Linked DNA regions of Mus musculus: regions 1, 3 and 4 are each linked to region 2. A link is a loop called in an ENCODE intact Hi-C map of the cell type or tissue named here. Cell type or tissue: heart. All regions are shown on one strand. Region 1 has its middle 49 kb from the start of Ypel5. Region 2 holds the start of Spdya (speedy/RINGO cell cycle regulator family, member A). Region 3 overlaps Alk (anaplastic lymphoma kinase). Region 4 holds the start of Wdr43 (WD repeat domain 43).

Region 1 (4,000 bases), 1.2 Mb after region 2:
GGAAATTCACCACCAGCTGGCCTGGAGCATAAAGCACAAGAGCCAAGATAAGAGAGACCCTACATAAATGAGAGAGACCCTACATCAATGAGAGAGACGAGATCCTACATCAACGAGATGAAAGATGAGAACTGAATCCTGAAAGTTGACCTCTGCCCCCCAAGTGCTGCAGCACACACATATACATGCAGATTTGTCACATGCACACGCGCACACACACAAATTCATAAAAGATGTTTTCAAACACTTATCAATACATGAAAAACTTGAATCGAGTTCTGTTTCATTTTTTAACTTATTCTTTTCTTTTGTAGATTACATCCCATCCACAGTTTCCCTCCCTCCTCTCCTCCCAGGCGCTCCCCACACCTCCCCTCTCCCCCAGATGCCTTCCCTCCTCCAGTTCCCTTCAGAAAAGAGCAGACCTCCCAGGAGTGTGAGCCAAACTCAGTATAACAAGTTACAATCAGACTAGGCACATACTCTCGTTATCACGGCTGGATGAGGAGGAAAAAGTTCCCAAAAGCAGGTATAAGAATCTGAGGCACACTCACTCCCACTCTTAGGAGTCCCATAAGAACACCAAGCTACACAACTGTAACATACATGCAGAGGACCTGCCTCAGGCCCATACAGACTCCCTGACTGTCGCTTCACTCTCTGGGAGCCCTAGGAGCCCTGCTTAGTTGCTGAATCTAGTTGTTAAAGAGGTCAGCATGAGGCTGTGAGTCAGACACCCAACTCTGCATTCTCCTCTCAAGATAGTTGCTGAAAGTGGCCTGAGAGCCGGGAAGGGTGGGGGGGCGAGGATCAGAAGAAAATTGCAATGAATGTGCTGAGGATCTCAATAGAGACTGTGTTGTCTAAAGAGAGATAAGCATCAAAGCGCAGGCTCCTGTAAACGAATCTCAGGTTTTCAGGTGAGAGCCTGCTAGAGCCATCCACAAGAACCAAAAGGGGCAGCTTTCACGGAGACTCAAACAACTATCTTTCCCCTTTTTCTTCATTTTGAATTTCAAAATGGATTGAGTCTATGAGTATTTTACTAGCTCAACCATCTAAGTGAAGTAAAATAATAACAATAATTCATAATTGGCAAGAGAGTTCATTCCGAGTCTCAAATTAGCTCTACAACTTTCCAAACACAATGTTGCTCATTCGAACAAAACCTAGGCAAGCACCGTAGAGGGCATACAAAGGAAGTATGAATGCTACCAATTCTGTGCTCGTTCCGCTGCCCAGGCTCCCTAGAGCCTACATCATGTTCCCGGAGATGATTTTCAGCAATTACTGCAACCATGTATGTGAACCCCCATTATTTACACAATGCCCATCATTATTTAGACACTGTATCTGCCCTTCTTAAAGGAAGATAAGAATTGGATTCCCCCAATCACAACTAGTAAGAATGCTTACCCTTACCCCAAGACTAAGGTAATGTCACAGAAGTGGGTGAAAAGACAGCATGGGGCAGAGTATAGTGTAGACTGCTTAGAAATGGTGCCTTCTGGACACAACAAGGCTGTTGCATCCATGAACATACTACTATGGCTCCTTGCACAGATCAACGTGCCAACACAGATGGAGGAGGAGCTCTGAAGGATCCACCAGGAGCTGAGGGGCCACTGACAGCTGATGGCTACTATGGGAGGAGGAATCAGTTCTCTGCAGAAGTGGGGTCTCTGGTAGAGGACCCACGCACATGCATACAGCACTGACTAGATACAATGGGTTATGAAGGAGGACAGGGACAAAGAGGTACATATGATCAAAATGCATTATATACATGTATAAAATTCTCCAAGAATAAGTAGATCTTATTTCAAAGAACACAGAAATATCTAAATGAACCAAATGTTTTACATAAACCTTAGAAGGTTTGAGAATTTGCTGCCAAAATACTATGAAAACTCTATACTTTTCTCTATGTATTCATGAAAGTTTCTTAGGATAATATATTTGTTATTGCTTTGAGAATTGAATACATATGCACACTATATTTTGGTCATATACACATGCACTCTCATTTTCCCCCAACTCCTCCTATATCCACCCCTACCTTCTCCCAACCTCATGAAGGTTTTGAGTAGTGAGCAGGATTTTGCTGAGTAGCCAATCTAGCCTGATACTATGTTGTCCAGGCTGGCCTCAAACTTATAGCAACCCATCTACCTTAGCTTCCAAGTGCTGAGATTAGAAGAATGCAGCATCAGGTCTGGCTCTGATGCTGCTCTTCTGTTGACACTAAGGGTTGAAAACAAGGCTTTGTGCATGCTAGCTAGGCAAACACGGTCTCACTGAGATGTTTCCCTGGCCCTCTTTGGTGATAATTGCTTTAAAAGGAAATGGATACTTTGGGTAAGAGCCTGTGGAGAGAAAAGGGTGTTTGTGAAATCTAATTTGACTGTCTACAGCCACCACATGCCCAGCAGGTCTGTATTTCTGCCACATTATCTTTCGTGATCTGCATGCTGTTCTATGTTTGCTGAATTGCATCCTTCATTTTCTCACGTGTGTTCTCTGCTTTGAGTTGTTTCTATTTTGAGAAGGTTATATAAGATCCGCGTTTATTTAATACTGATGTCAGCATTTCGAGTGCTGTGAAATCATCTGTTTTGTGCTATAAATACACCAGTACCTGCTCATTCCAGTTATTAAGCTAAGTCATGTACACTTTACTTTGTGATACTGTGACTGACTCTTTCCACACCTTATTTCTAACTTGCCAGCAGGCTACCAGGCAGGCCCTCTCAATAAATAGGAGGTACTAAGAATAGAATGGATGGAGACAGAAGAAGGGAACATCTTCTGTGGCTTCCAGCTTCCTTCCTCTTTCTTAGAGCTTGCCTTTAGCAATGCTTCCTCACTCATTTACCCCCAGTTCTTTCCCATGCCAGCAACTGGATTCAGGGCCCCAATTATTGGCTCTAACCAGACAAGTCTCATCACATACCCTCAAGAGCTCATCACAACCAGCGAGGCCAGTGGACCTAATGGGTCACAAACCCTTTGGGAAATTAAATGACTTTTTCTTGTCAGATATTCTGCATATCAGATATTTCCATTATGATTCATAATAGTATCAAAATTATAAAGTAACAACGAAAATGATGATGGGGGTCACAATGATGAGGAAGTGTATTAAAGGGTCACAGCATTAGGGAGGTCAAGAATCACTGCGCTGGGCCCTTTCTCAGAGGTCAGATCCCAAATCATTCCTGGGAGCTTAGATATACCAGTGTTGGATGGAACAAACTACGCAGCCTTCCTCCAAGGTGAAAAGCCTTCATGACTCCAACCTCTCCTGTCTTTGCTCCCTCAGCTTTGATGGCTCCTGAGTGTAGGCTTACAGGTGATCCCACTAGGCTCCTCCCAGAAACCTAGGAAAGGCACCAGGCCTGGGTGGTGGTGTATAAAAGGACTACCCTTCCACCCCGGAAGCATTCTCTGTGCCCATGTGTTCTCAGCCGGTCTCTCTCTCTCTTCTCCTTTCTGTCCTTCTTTTGGTCCTTCTCTGTCCCTCCCTTCTCTGTCCTCATGGCTCCTGTCTGTCTGCCTTTACCCCTTCTCCAGGCCCTCATTCCCTTCCCTTCCCCTTTTATAAACCCCCTTTTGTACCAGGTCTGTTGCATGGTGTGATTTCTCCAGGGGCACCTTGGCATGGGCCCGCCAGGTACCACCATGGTTCCAGGTACCCACCGCTGCCTCTTGCCCTTCTAACACTTTGAGAGAAAATCCTATTTTGTTTGTTGCTTTCAGAAACCTAGGTAACAAATATATACATTATTAATAATTTCCTTGTTTTTAGCATTTATTTTATTTTTTTAAGTATGTGTGAACATATGTGAAGAAGTCCAAAAGAGGGTATAGGATCCCCTGGAGCTGGCATTGCAAGTGGATATGAACTGTGTAATGTGGGTGCTGAGAACTGGGTCCTCTGCAAGGACATGCTCTTAACCACTGCTAAGAGCAAGTTATCTCTCCAGCTCCATTATAAATA
Region 2 (4,000 bases):
CTCTTAATTATTTCAAAGGACCAGCTTACGTTTTTTTTCCTTTTCTTTAATTTTTTTAAAAAATACTATTTCTATGTATTTGGGTGTTTGTATGTATGTATGTATGTATGTATGTATGTTTGTTTGTATGTGTGTATGTATGTATGTGCACTGTTATGTGCCTGATGCCTGCAGAGGCCAAAAGAATCATTGGACCCTCTGGAGGGATGGTTGTAAGCCACCATGTCCTTTAGAAGAGCAACCTGTGCTCTAAACTGCTAAGCCACCCTCAGCCCTGGGCCTCACATTCTTTGAAGGAGTTTCTACGTCCTCTCACTTTTCCTATCATGCACCACCAACTTGTTGCAGGCTCGGGGTTTCCCACTGGCACTGGTTCTGAAGTGACTCCGAGACTTAATTATTTATGAATAAATGCCTAGGCCATAAGTTTTGGCTCATTTTCCAACTAACTTATAACTTATATAATCTGTTTGTTCTAGTTTGTGTCTGCCACATGGTTGGTTACCTCTCCTCAGTTTCATATGTCCGTCTCCTCTTAGTCCAGGTGGCCGACCTTAACTGCTCTTGGATCTTTCCCAGAATCCTTTCTTTCTCTGCCAGATGTCCTACCTTCTATTTCCTGCCTCAGCTAACAGGTGATGCTTCCACACAGTACATAAGAGATTCTCTCTACAAGTTGTCACATCCTTGGAAGTGCTAAAGCACTGTGTGCACAGTTCCCAGTTTACCAATATCTTGCTTCATCCTCAATACATGCTTGTGAAGATACAGCTAAGATGAGGGAGCAGGTCCTCGGGATAACTGGGGTGGCTGGAGACTAAGAACTGAATTCTAGCCCAGCGTGGTGGCGTACACCTTTAATCCCAGCACTCGGGAGGCAGAGGCAGGCAGATTTCTGAGTTCGAGGCCAGCCTGGTCTACAAAGTGAGTTCCAGGACAGCCAGGGCTATTCAGAGTAACCCTGTCTCAAAAAACAAACAAACAAACAAACAAAGAACTGAATTCTATTTGGGTTCCTTACTTAAGGTACTTTCTGTTGTGCCATTTGCTAATGGACCTGAGATGTTTACTCATTTTCATTTTTAAAAATTGAATGCTTATGAGTGTCTTGTTTGCATGTATGCATGTGTGCTACATGTGTGCCTTATGTCAGCAAAGGCCAGAAGATGATGTTGGATACCCTAGAACTGTAGTTACAGGTGGTTGTGAGCTGCCACATGTGTGCTAGGAATTTGAGCAGCAAGTACTTTTAACCATAGAGCTGTCTCTCTATCCCTGAACCTGAGATCTTAACAACAGTCGAATTAGCTCCTACTCAAAGGGCTCATTGTATGTATGTTTAGAATATTTTTTACATTATTATGGAAACATACCTTTTCAGTGTACTTCAGCATCACGTAGCATCAGTTTCCTTAAGTTCCTGACTCAGTGTTTCTTGTTAGAGATTTTATAGGTGAATTGATAGCCTGAGAGAGGTTGAAGATCTAATGGGCTGGTAACACTTTTGTCTAAGCCATTAACATTACCATGACCTTGGTTTTATCTACTCAGTCACATTTTAAGGAAGTTCTACAAAACACTGAGTACAGGTAGCTAAAAGGGGGAAGATTCCACAACCCAACTCATGTTGTCTGTTAATCTCTGGATGTATGGACCAACCCAAAATTCCACAGAGAGTCTTAATTACCAGTTCAGTTACTAGTCTACTTGAGTTTGATAACAAGTCAGAACTGTATGGTGCTCTCATACTATATATATAAAGCAGATTCTGAATTGGAGGGGTGGGACTGGCAAGCGTTGATTATGCACCAGCTATATCCCAGGAGTCTCAGGAAGGCACGGGCATGACAAAAGGAGCATTTAGGGCTGTGAATGGAAGAACGTTGCCCTTTGCTCACTAAAGGCCACTTTATTTCACACCTTTTGAGCTAGCATGCGTGGGCTCTTTCTCCTCTTACACACTTGTGCACAAGGGAAGAAGCACCCAGGTCCAAGGCGCGAGCAGAGAGGCAGGGAGGGGGAACGGCAAGCAGCCCTGGTCCTTCAGGGCAGCCCAGTCCCCTCGTCCTGTCCGGGGCTCCTCAACCGCTCCGCACAGCCAGCGTTCGAGGGAAAGCGCGACCGCATCAAGATACAGAGAGCTGGAGCGGAATAACGGCAGAAGGCGGAGGCGACCCGGTCAGCGAGGGGCGGGGCGGGGCGATAGCGCAGGCCCCGCCCTCGGCGGTTCCCGTGCTCTGATTGGCTCCCGCGGCCGCGCGCTCCCGGCCCTCCGCTTGAGGTTCTTAGGCGGGTTTTGCGGCCTGCGGCTAGCGACCCAGCACGCAACCGCCTGAGGTAGATCGCTGAGGCGGAGGCTGTGGGGCCGCTCGCTCTTCGCCGGCCTGCGCAGGTACCTTCACCTGCCCGCCCGCCCGCCGGGGCCTGATGGCGGGGTTCTGGGTGTCGCCTGTGCCCTCCCTCTCGCTCCCACAGTCCTGCGTGAGGAGGCGGGGACGCCTCAGCCCCACATCCCCGCGGCCTCGAGCAGCCCCGCCGGCCCCAAGGGCCGGGCATCCCGGAGGCGGGGACGGGAACTGGCGGTGCGGGGCGAGAGGAGGGAGACCGGGCAGTGCGGCTCCGGCGGGTGGCGCGGGGTTGGTGCGCGGTGGGGAGCGAGGCTCGGCCTCTTCACGGGGCTGAGGGATGAGTCCTGCCGCTGTGTCCCGTGTCCCACGCCCCCGGCCCGAGTCCTCCCGGGCTGGAGTTCTGAGCTGTCGCGTCTCATCGCGACACCTTTAGCCACTTTCTCCAAAAGTACGAAAGTTTTCCTGCCTACCTGCCCCCTGTCGTCAGCGATTGACTGTCAGATGCTCACACGGAGAAACTATTTCTAATATATATATATGTGTGTGTGTGTGTGTGTGTGTGTGTGTGTATGTATACGTGTGTATACACACACACACATATGTAATATATATAGTAACCACTAGCCATACACATACATATGATCCTGTCGCCAGAGTTTCTTCAGATGCTTACAGAATTCAGCTGTATGTACCAGACAAACAGAACCCCAGACCTCACACACCCGGACATCGTCTTTATGAATTTTGCTGTGATTTTTTTTTTCCCAATGTTGGGTCGAATGCATGCCACTGAGTTGAAGGATCTTTAACTTTTATGTTGTGAGACTTTTCCTTCAGAGGTCCAAATCGATCAATATCTGCTCACCCTAGACAGGGCATTCGTGACAGAGCAAAGTAGGGATTCCACCCAAGTCCGCTTTGGTGAAGCCCGGGTTTACAAGGGTATCTGTGGGAGAGGGCTTACTGACAGATAGAGCCTGTGTGGCTCAAGCTGCGTCCCTGAAAAGTCCACCCAGCTCAGGGGAAGCCCTGGGAAAGCTGCCGTCCTTACTGCTTTAGAACCTTGGACAGGGGCCTGTCGACTCTTGGGAGTTGTTTATTTTTCTGAGTCTTGTTTCGTTACTTCGTCTTAAGCAGCTTCCCTTTAGGACAGAATGTGTCTTGTTTGGAGACAATCAGCGAGCTTCTCTTATTTCCCCGTTCACTCTTTCTCTTGAGAAATGCCTCATCGTTTTTTCACTTGTTCTTTATTTCTTCCCTCTTGCATTAGAACTCTTACTCATTGATGCATCTAAACAAAGAGCTAAATTTAAAAAAAATACAGCAAAGTAGAATTTGACACAGGCTGCAGTTTTTCTTCGTAAGCTCTTAACTGCACAAACTTTGATTCAGTCTTTATGAACTTTAGTGAATCTCTATTTGGGAATTTCAGCCATTTCCTTTCCCTGTTTTCTCAAGTCTTAGATGAAATAATCTGATACATGAAGTTTGCATTTTCTTATTTTGTTTCAATATAAAAACATTGTTTAAAAGTCACTTACCATTGAGTAAAACTTAGCTCCTGGACAATGTAGCACAGTGTTCTGCATTCTGATATATCTGTCTTACCTCTGAATCTAGCCCTGCCCTGGTCCTTTTTGAGAAACTTAATG
Region 3 (4,000 bases), 320 kb after region 2:
GTAACCCTAGCTAATACGTACAGGTGGTGCAAACTGGACTTAACAAACAAGAGCAACTGTGAAAAGCCATGAAGTTGGGAAAGGTCCATGTTAGGGAGATACCAGGGAGTCAGAGGGGGCAACTCGTAGGTGGGAGAGAACGTTAGAAGAAGTGAAATTGGGGAACAAGGCTCAAGTGGGGGTGTAGGGCATAGGGAGAGGATGCTACTTTAATTTTGTATGCTGACAGGATCAGAGGCGGGAGGGAGGGAAAGAAGGGATACAGTAAAGGAAAAACTGGTCACTGACATAAAGTCCTGAGAGGCCGCTGGTGAGACCGTGATAGGAAGATGCTCTGGGTCTGTGTGAGACACGGGAGGGAAAGAATCCTCCCGCCACTACCTCTATTCCCCTGTCTAGCTGATGATGAGTAGGGAGGTACAGTCTGCTGAGGACAAAGATGAACAGTCACGATTCAGTCCAGACGGGAGGAAGCACGAGAGGGCTGTCTCTTAGCCTAGCCCGCTACTCCTCTATAAAATGGGATAAAAGGAACCCTCCCCGAGAGCAAAATAAAAATAACATGGAAATCCAGGGCTGGAGATGGCTCAGCAGTTAAGAACACTTTTTGTTCTTCTGGAGGAACCAGGTTCAGTTCCCAGGACCCACTTGGTGGCTGTAAATGCCAGATCAGAGATCTGTCGCCCTCTTCTGGCCTCCATGGGCATTGCACGTGTGTAGTGCACAAACATACATGTAAGGCAAACTTACTCCCAAACAATATAAAAACAAATCTTTGAAAAAAAAAAACATAGAAAAGCAACTTATATAGTATAAGTCCATACCAGTGCTACCGATGAATGGTTTGAACATCTCTCCAGAGTGGTTTAGCTATTATGTAATTACTATCTATTTAATGGGAATTAATTCACAGGTTGTAATTCTTGAGAGCTTTCGTTCTTCTCCTTTATATCCCGTTTCATTTACAAAACAAGTAGTTGCCTAGCTGTCCTTGATACCTCAACAATATGAGTAACTGAATAAGAACCAAACATCAACAGACACGCTAACATGAAAGGGAGAAATATCATGGGCCACACTCCTAGACAAAGAACTACAGGCAACTGATGATAGCTGAGAGGGGAGAATTATTCTCCCCGGAGTGGAATTCTCTAATTGGTTATCCAATAGAAGTGGTTGGCTCTGAAATCGTATGAAATCACATGGAATACAAAGTAGATTCTGCAGACAGTATTTATATACATATGAAATAATAATAATAATAATAAGCCATGAATTTGAGAAGAACATGGTTAGGGGGTGGGTTTGGAGATGGGAGGGGCCAGAGTGAGGAAAGGGGAATGATGCAATTATACTTTAATTGTTAAGAAGAACACACAACATTAGCTGTCTAGCAGGGATGTCATTTTGCTTGCGAATTGAATAGATTCTGTCTGGCCCTGTGACATGAAAGTGGGAAGTTTCCAGTGTTTATTGTAGGACATTGGCAAAGTGGGATGCAAATCCTGTCACTTCCGGGATCAGGAATACCGTGTCTCACAATTAGCATTATTCTCTGGTGTCTTGAAACAGTTTCCCCGTGTAGATTAGAGGCTGGTCAAGGGGAGAAAACATTTATACCTGGGTGCAGTATTCGATCCTCTCCAAAATGATGGCGAAGTTGGGTCTGTCTTCAGGCTGATGCTGCCAGCACTGCGTCATTATCCGGTATCTGAAAGGATGAGCGCCTTAATGAAAAGTCAGGAGAAGCACCGGAAGGGGAGACAAGTAGGTCCACCTGATTGATCTATGCTGCCCCCTGCTGGTGGGACAGGGGATCATCCCCAAAGACACCCAGGTAGTTTACATCAAATGCCACTTCTCTAAAGCCATGTTTAGGATGAAGTAATTTATTCCCCATCTTGTTTTTTGGAAAGGAGGTGAGGGACACCATAGGGGACAGAAAACACTATAGGGGACAAGCTCACCCCTCCCCTCTGTTTTTTTAAGACAGGATTTCTCTGTATAGCCCTGGAACTCATTCTGTAGACCAGGCTGGCCTCGAACTCAGAAATCTGCCTGCCTCTGCCTCCCGCGTGCTGGGATTAAAGGCGTGTGCCACCACTGCCCCCTCTCTCTTTTTTTGTGTGTGCATGCTGGGGGTGATATTTAAGGGAGATATACTTAAGAGTGCAGGGCCAACTGGGTGGGTCTGGGGTACACATTTCTAAAGGCAACTGAGACATGTAGGAGAAGTGGGTCTGCAGCCTCTAGCCTTTCTGGGATAACATAATTGTGTTTGATGGGCTGGAAAACTGACCCATCTTACAGAAGTCTCTGGGACACTCTCGGGACATCTGAAAAGAAGGCTACCAACTTCACTTTAATTTTAAAGGCGCATTTGCAGATCCAAATAAAAACAAGACCACGCTCAGGTTCTAGTAGGAAGTTCCCAAAGGTCGTACACAGGCCCGGGGCAGTTCTTAGGCGGGTCCATCCGTCCTCCGCTGGTGACAAACTCCAGAACTTCCTGGTTGCTCTTGCTGGGGTACGGCATATATCCAAGAGAAAATATTTCCCATAGCAACACTCCAAAAGACCTGGGCAGAGAACAGATAGTGATGTGGACACACACAGAGAAACCTAAGTTCTTACTGTTTTCCTTTAAACCATTTTCTGTAACAAAGGACTCCTTTCCTGTGTGCATGTGTGTGTGTAGGCTTATGCATACAAACATTTGCACACATATACATGGAGGTCAAAGGACAATAATCTTAAATATTGTTTCTTAGAAACCATCTACTTTAATTTCTAAGAATTATTAAATCTCTTTCTCATCTTTGTCTCTGCGTCTGTCTGTCTGTCTGTCTGTCTGTCTGTGTGTATTTGCAGGTGTTCATAGAGGGAAGAAGAAGGTGCCAGATTTCCTGGATCTAGAGTTATAGGCAGGGGTGGGCTGTTCAATATGGGAGCTGGGACTGGAACCCAGGTACCCTGTAAGAGCAGTAAGTGCTCTTAACCATGGGGTCATTTCCCCTGCTCCTAATTTGCCTTTTTAATAAAAAAGAAACTTTATAAAATACTTTTAGACACAGTCTCTCAGTGGCCCAGGGCTCACCAAGAAAGCTAGGCTGACTATGAACCCCGTGAACCCCAGAGGTCCACCTGTTCCTGTCCCCCCATCCATGCCAGCACTCAGCCTCCGCCCTTTCTTCCCTTCTTTTGGGTTCCGGGAGACTGAGCCAGATCTTTATTCCTGTGACCTACAGGCACGTCACTGACTGAGCTCTCTCTCCAGTCCCAGCGGACTTTCTAGGTTCAGAAAAGTGAAGAGAATGACCAAGCGCCACCCAGGACTCTCTATTAAAAGACGGCTCCTGCTGACATGTTCTTCATTCTGGTGGGGCTTTGTGCCTAGGTTTCTAGGCTATGGAGCCTTGATAATTCTGCTCATATCATCACAGCACCATTGCTTTCCATGCTAAAAATAAAAGTCTTACAACTAGGATGTGAAATGTCTGTGAAATACTCGATTGCCATGAAACATGGTTGCCCTTATCACACTTCTTTCGGTTTTCAAAATATTTTGAACCTTGAGTGGCCATCTTCCTGCACTTTGATTTTAGTTAATTTTATTTTACTTTTTCTGTGACAGAGTCTCATTCTGTATTACAGCTTGAGGCTTCAAGTTTGCTTCATTGCCTAGCGAGCTTCAAACTCAAAATCCCCCTGCCTCTGGAGTACTGGGAATGCAGGATGGGTTACCACAAGTTCCTTAGATAAACAGTCTCAAACTAATAGAATGGTAAAAAATCAATGATATTTCCTTCCAGAATGCATGTTCTGGGCATTGAATTCAGGTCTGGGAAAATATGGCAACCCGTGACTTTATATGGTAGAGTGTTTTAATGAAGTCTGTTCATCTAATCATTACTTTTAAACTTATATATTGTCTGTTCACGTCTTTTGCACGAGGTTATCTGTCAGGGCATATTATTGTAGTATCTCAATTTGCCTTTTG
Region 4 (4,000 bases), 65 kb after region 2:
ATATGAAGGTCAAGAAGAACGAAGACCAAAGTGTGGATGCTTCAGTCCTACTTAGAAGGGGGAACAAAATAATCATGGGAGGTAGAGGGTGAGTGAGACTTGGGAGGAATGTAGGAGGGGAAGAGGAAAAGAGGGGGGGTGCAGGAACAGGTGTGGGAGGAGCAGGGGAGATCTATAGAGGGTAAGGAAATTGAACATAGGCATGTAGCAACGGGGATGGGTAGCTAACAGAAAGTCCCAGACGCTAGGAAAGCAAGAGGTTTACAGGACCCAAGGGGGATGACTTTAGCTGAATTACCCAACAAAGGGGAGAGAGAACCTGTATCCAGAGGTTAGGCACGGTCCCTGGTTGAGAGATGGGGCCATTAACCCTTCTCAAAATTTTAACCCAGAATTGCTCCTGTTTAAAGGAAATACATGGACAAAGAGTGGAGCAGAGACTAAAGGAAAGGCCTTCCAGAGACTGCCCCACCTGGAGATCCATCCCATATACAGCCACCAAACCTAAATACTATTGCTGATGCCAGGAAGTGCTTGCTGATAGGAGCCTGATATGGATGTCTCCTGAGAGGCTCTTGCAGCCCCATTGGAAGAACAACATCAACCAACCAGTACCATCAGAGCTCCCAGAGACTAAACCATCAACCAAAGAGTACACAGGAGGGACCCATGGCTCCAGCTGCATATGTAGCAGAGGATGGCCTTGTTTGTCGTCAAAGGGAGTGGAGGCCCTTGGTCCTGTGAAGACATGATGCCCCGGCGTAGGGGAATGCTAGAGTGGTGGGGCGGGAGTGTGCATGTGGGTGAGGAAGCAGCCTGGGGGAGGTGGGTAGGATGGGGGTTCTAGGAGAGGAAACCCGGGGGGGGGGTAACATTTGAAATTTAAATAAACAAAATAACCAATAATTAAAAAAAAAGAACCAATAAAATAAGGAAAAAATTTCTTCTATCTATCTATCATTTATCTTTTGGAGACAGTTTCCCTATAGTCCTCGATGTTATAGAATTCAGTTTCTAGACCGTGCCTGCGTCTGCCTCAGATAGAGTGCTGGGATTAAAAGGCACACATCCAGATGGGAATATATGTTTGGTTTCTCTTTTCTTTTTTTTTTTTTTTCTTTTGTGTGTGTGTGTGTGTGTGTGTGTGTGTTGTTTTTTGTTTTTTGAGACAGGGTTTCTCTGTATAGCCCTGGCTGTCCTGGAACTCACTCTGTAGACCAGGCTGGCCTCGAACTCAAAAATCCGCCTGCCTCTGCCTCCCAAGTGCTGGGATTAAAGGCGTGAGGCACCACCGCCCGGATTCTTTATTTACACCCAACTTGACCTCCTCTCTTGTCCAATAGTATCTCTGTGTGTTAACACAGATAAAAGAGGCATCTTGTTTCTTCAAGCCCCAACTCTAACTTTGATAGAACTATGATTGGATAATTATTGTACGTACATGGCCACGTCCTCGAAGAGACTAAAGAAACATGGAAACAGCTGTTACAATCTCGGAGATGTAAGTAAATATTTCTTTTAAACATTTCGTCTAGTTGTTTCATAGGACGTAGTTTTAAAAGAAGGATCTGGCTCGGTAGTATGCAAATCACTTCCCCTCGCGCTTCCTTCGCAGGACAAGTTAAGAAGGACCCCACTGAGCCACCGTCCACAGGGTGGGCCCGGCTAAACGCTGGCCTGCGTCACGACCAGCCACTTCTTGGGCTCTCAGCGTTCCCTCCGCCCCACTTCCTCCCTGCAGGCCCCACCCCGCGCCGGTGCGCCTGCGCCCGGGCGAACACGTGGCTGCCGCGGAGCCAGAGCAGCAATGGCGGCCGGAGGCGGCGGTAGCTACGACCCCTTGGCCCCGGCGGGGGTCCCCTGCGCCTTCTCGCCGGACAGTCAAGCCTACTTCGCTTTAGCCTCTAGTGACGGTCAGCTGCGAGTATGGGAGACCGCCAACAACCGGCTGCACCAGGAGTACGTGCCTTCCGCGCACCTCAGCGGTACCTGCACCTGCCTGGCCTGGGCGCCAGCACGGCTGCAGGCCAAGGTAGGATGAGCGGGGACGGCGACGGGGACGGGGACCTCCTGCCGGGCTGCGGCATCCCGGGCCGGGCGGCGAGGCGCGTGGCACCCCTGGCGCGCGTGGCCCGGGGCGTCCCGGGAGAGAGGAGGCGCGGAGCCGGGCCGGCGGCGCGCTTGGGCCGGCGCCGCGGCTGCAAAGTGCGGCCTGGCCCGAGGGGGGCTGCGGGAGGGTGCGGCCCGATCCCGCGGTCTCCACGAGGTCTGCACCCCGGCTGCTTCTGGGCCGCCATGTTCATCGAAGCCTCTGCTCCCCCGGGGGGCGGCCTCAGACTTCCCAGGCCTGGGTCCCCATCAGAGCTACCCGGTGCGCACTTTAGGACCGTCTCGCGCTTCCGCATCCCGGACCCCGGTATTGGTTTTGCTTTGGGCACTTGGAATGCGCACGTCTAGGTTAAGTTCCTTCCGGGAGCCCCTTCCCTCGGCTCGGATGCGTGTTCAACACGTGTTCCCTTCTGCCTCTAGGTTGTGGGATTCGTCGTCCCACAAACTCTTTTCCATTTCTAAGTTCCCTTCTTTCTCAGCGGAGGTACAGTGAAATAGAGTAGGGCATATGATGTAGGTCCTGGTGATTTTTTTTTTTTCTCTCGTAGTTGGGAAACTGCTTAGTTAGGGAATCCTTTTCGCTGTCAGGTAAATGCTGCTCACTGTTGACTCACCCGGTTAGATCTCGGCACGCACGTGGTTAGGCAGTCGGCAGGCAAAAATCTGGAACCGGTGTAAAAGGTATCCTAAAATATGTGACGTTTTGCTGTCACTGATGTTAAAGTTGTTGGGATAGCTTACTCCTTCCCATCCCAAGAGTAAACTTTCACATAAATTTATTTTATCTAAGTTGCTATACTCTGTGTGACAGTGGTTAGCTACTTACCGGATTCCAGCTTTTCTTGGTGACAAAGAGCAGATATGAGGCCCTATAAGTCAAACATAATCAGATTTGTGAAAGTTATGTAATTGTCAGCATTAGAGCTGCTGCACTTTTTTTTTTAACTTTATACAGTTTTCTTTTTAACTTAACAGTCCTGTAAAGTGGTGAGAGTACTTACTAACACTCAGAAATACAGAGAGAGCAGTTAGCTAAGTGCTTGTAGCCAGGCTGTAAAAGTAGGAGTCCAGCCTCTGTAATAATTGTGTTTTTTGTTCCCTACTTATAACATGAGGATAATCACTTAGAATAGTGTATAGCGCCTTAAGTGAAGTGCTAATTACTAGTGGTATTAGTATCTTGTATTTTTGTCCTTAGTCCACAAGGTATGTCAAAGCAAGCAATTTCAATAAAGGCCAACAGGAACTAGACTCGGAACTCGTGTCTTTGAAGTTCTTGGTTGTCCTCAACAGATAGTATTAGATACTCATTTCCAATCTTCTATGTCCCAGAACAAAATCCAAATTTCAAAAATAGCGGTTTGGAGATTTTCATCCACTGTGATACAGTAGGGATACAACCATTTTTAAAGGAGCCCAACTTTAACTTTTCAACAAAGCTCCTCAAATTAAAGCAACTTTATGTGACAAGATGACCCGAGTCCTGGTTCCCAAGTGGTGTGCTGGATTGGATGTGCCCAGTGGTTAGCATCCCCAGAGTGCCGGTGCAGTCCCCAGCAAGCCCTGCTTTCAAGTGCCAGTAAGTTTCACTTTCTTTTTATCTATATGTTGCCATTTCTGCTATGCAACTACTAAATGTCTGGGAATTAGTAAACAGACTTAGGCTGGGATGTAGCTCAAAGATAGAAAACTTGCCTAGCATATGAAAGACCCTGGATTGAATCAATAGTACCACAAAATCAGAGCTAGAAAAGCAGTCAGGGCTCAGGAAGCTAAACGGCATGGTTGGTCACTAACAAGCGGTAGCACTAGGATCCCAGCCTAGCCCCTTACACGGTGAACTCCTACCCTTGCACTTCATCATGGATGGCTGCAGAGCTGTCAGTTCCCA

What was found. Peaks named below come from ENCODE experiments on the same cell type or tissue, not always from the same donor. Only the 100,000 strongest peaks of a DNase experiment are listed, where the experiment ranks them.
Region 1: a loop joins it to region 2, with 5 times the contacts of the local background. A loop is called at or near these places in 16 of 42 quality-filtered maps.
Region 3: a loop joins it to region 2, with 3 times the contacts of the local background. A loop is called at or near these places in 32 of 42 quality-filtered maps.
Region 4: a loop joins it to region 2, with 2.2 times the contacts of the local background. A loop is called at or near these places in 4 of 42 quality-filtered maps.

The regions. Positions count from the first base shown.
Region 1 is chr17:72,785,442-72,789,441 of GRCm38, forward strand. No RefSeq gene overlaps it. Among named protein-coding and RNA genes, the nearest start is that of Ypel5, 49 kb to the right of the region's middle. In heart, no CTCF peak of the experiment used is centred here; no DNase peak of the experiment used is centred here.
Region 2 is chr17:71,549,750-71,553,749 of GRCm38, forward strand. Spdya (speedy/RINGO cell cycle regulator family, member A) reads left to right here and starts at 2,312. Exons shown (of 7, transcript NM_029254.1): 1 at 2,312-2,392. In heart, a CTCF peak has its summit at 2,311; a DNase peak (open chromatin) is centred at 2,272; H3K4me3 peaks cover 1,751 bases; H3K27ac peaks cover 951 bases; H3K27me3 peaks cover 1,585 bases.
Region 3 is chr17:71,872,498-71,876,497 of GRCm38, forward strand. It overlaps Alk (anaplastic lymphoma kinase), which reads right to left. Exons shown (of 29, transcript NM_007439.2): 27 at 2,445-2,579; 28 at 1,621-1,711. Among named protein-coding and RNA genes, the nearest start is that of Gm30140, 92 kb to the left of the region's middle. In heart, CTCF peaks have their summits at 695 (motif pointing left) and 1,804 (motif pointing left); a DNase peak (open chromatin) is centred at 3,184; H3K27ac peaks cover 392 bases.
Region 4 is chr17:71,614,454-71,618,453 of GRCm38, forward strand. It overlaps Wdr43 (WD repeat domain 43), which reads left to right and starts at 1,762. Exons shown (of 18, transcript NM_175639.1): 1 at 1,762-2,032. The coding sequence starts at 1,808. In heart, no CTCF peak of the experiment used is centred here; DNase peaks (open chromatin) are centred at 1,718 and 2,358; H3K4me3 peaks cover 2,970 bases; H3K27ac peaks cover 1,614 bases.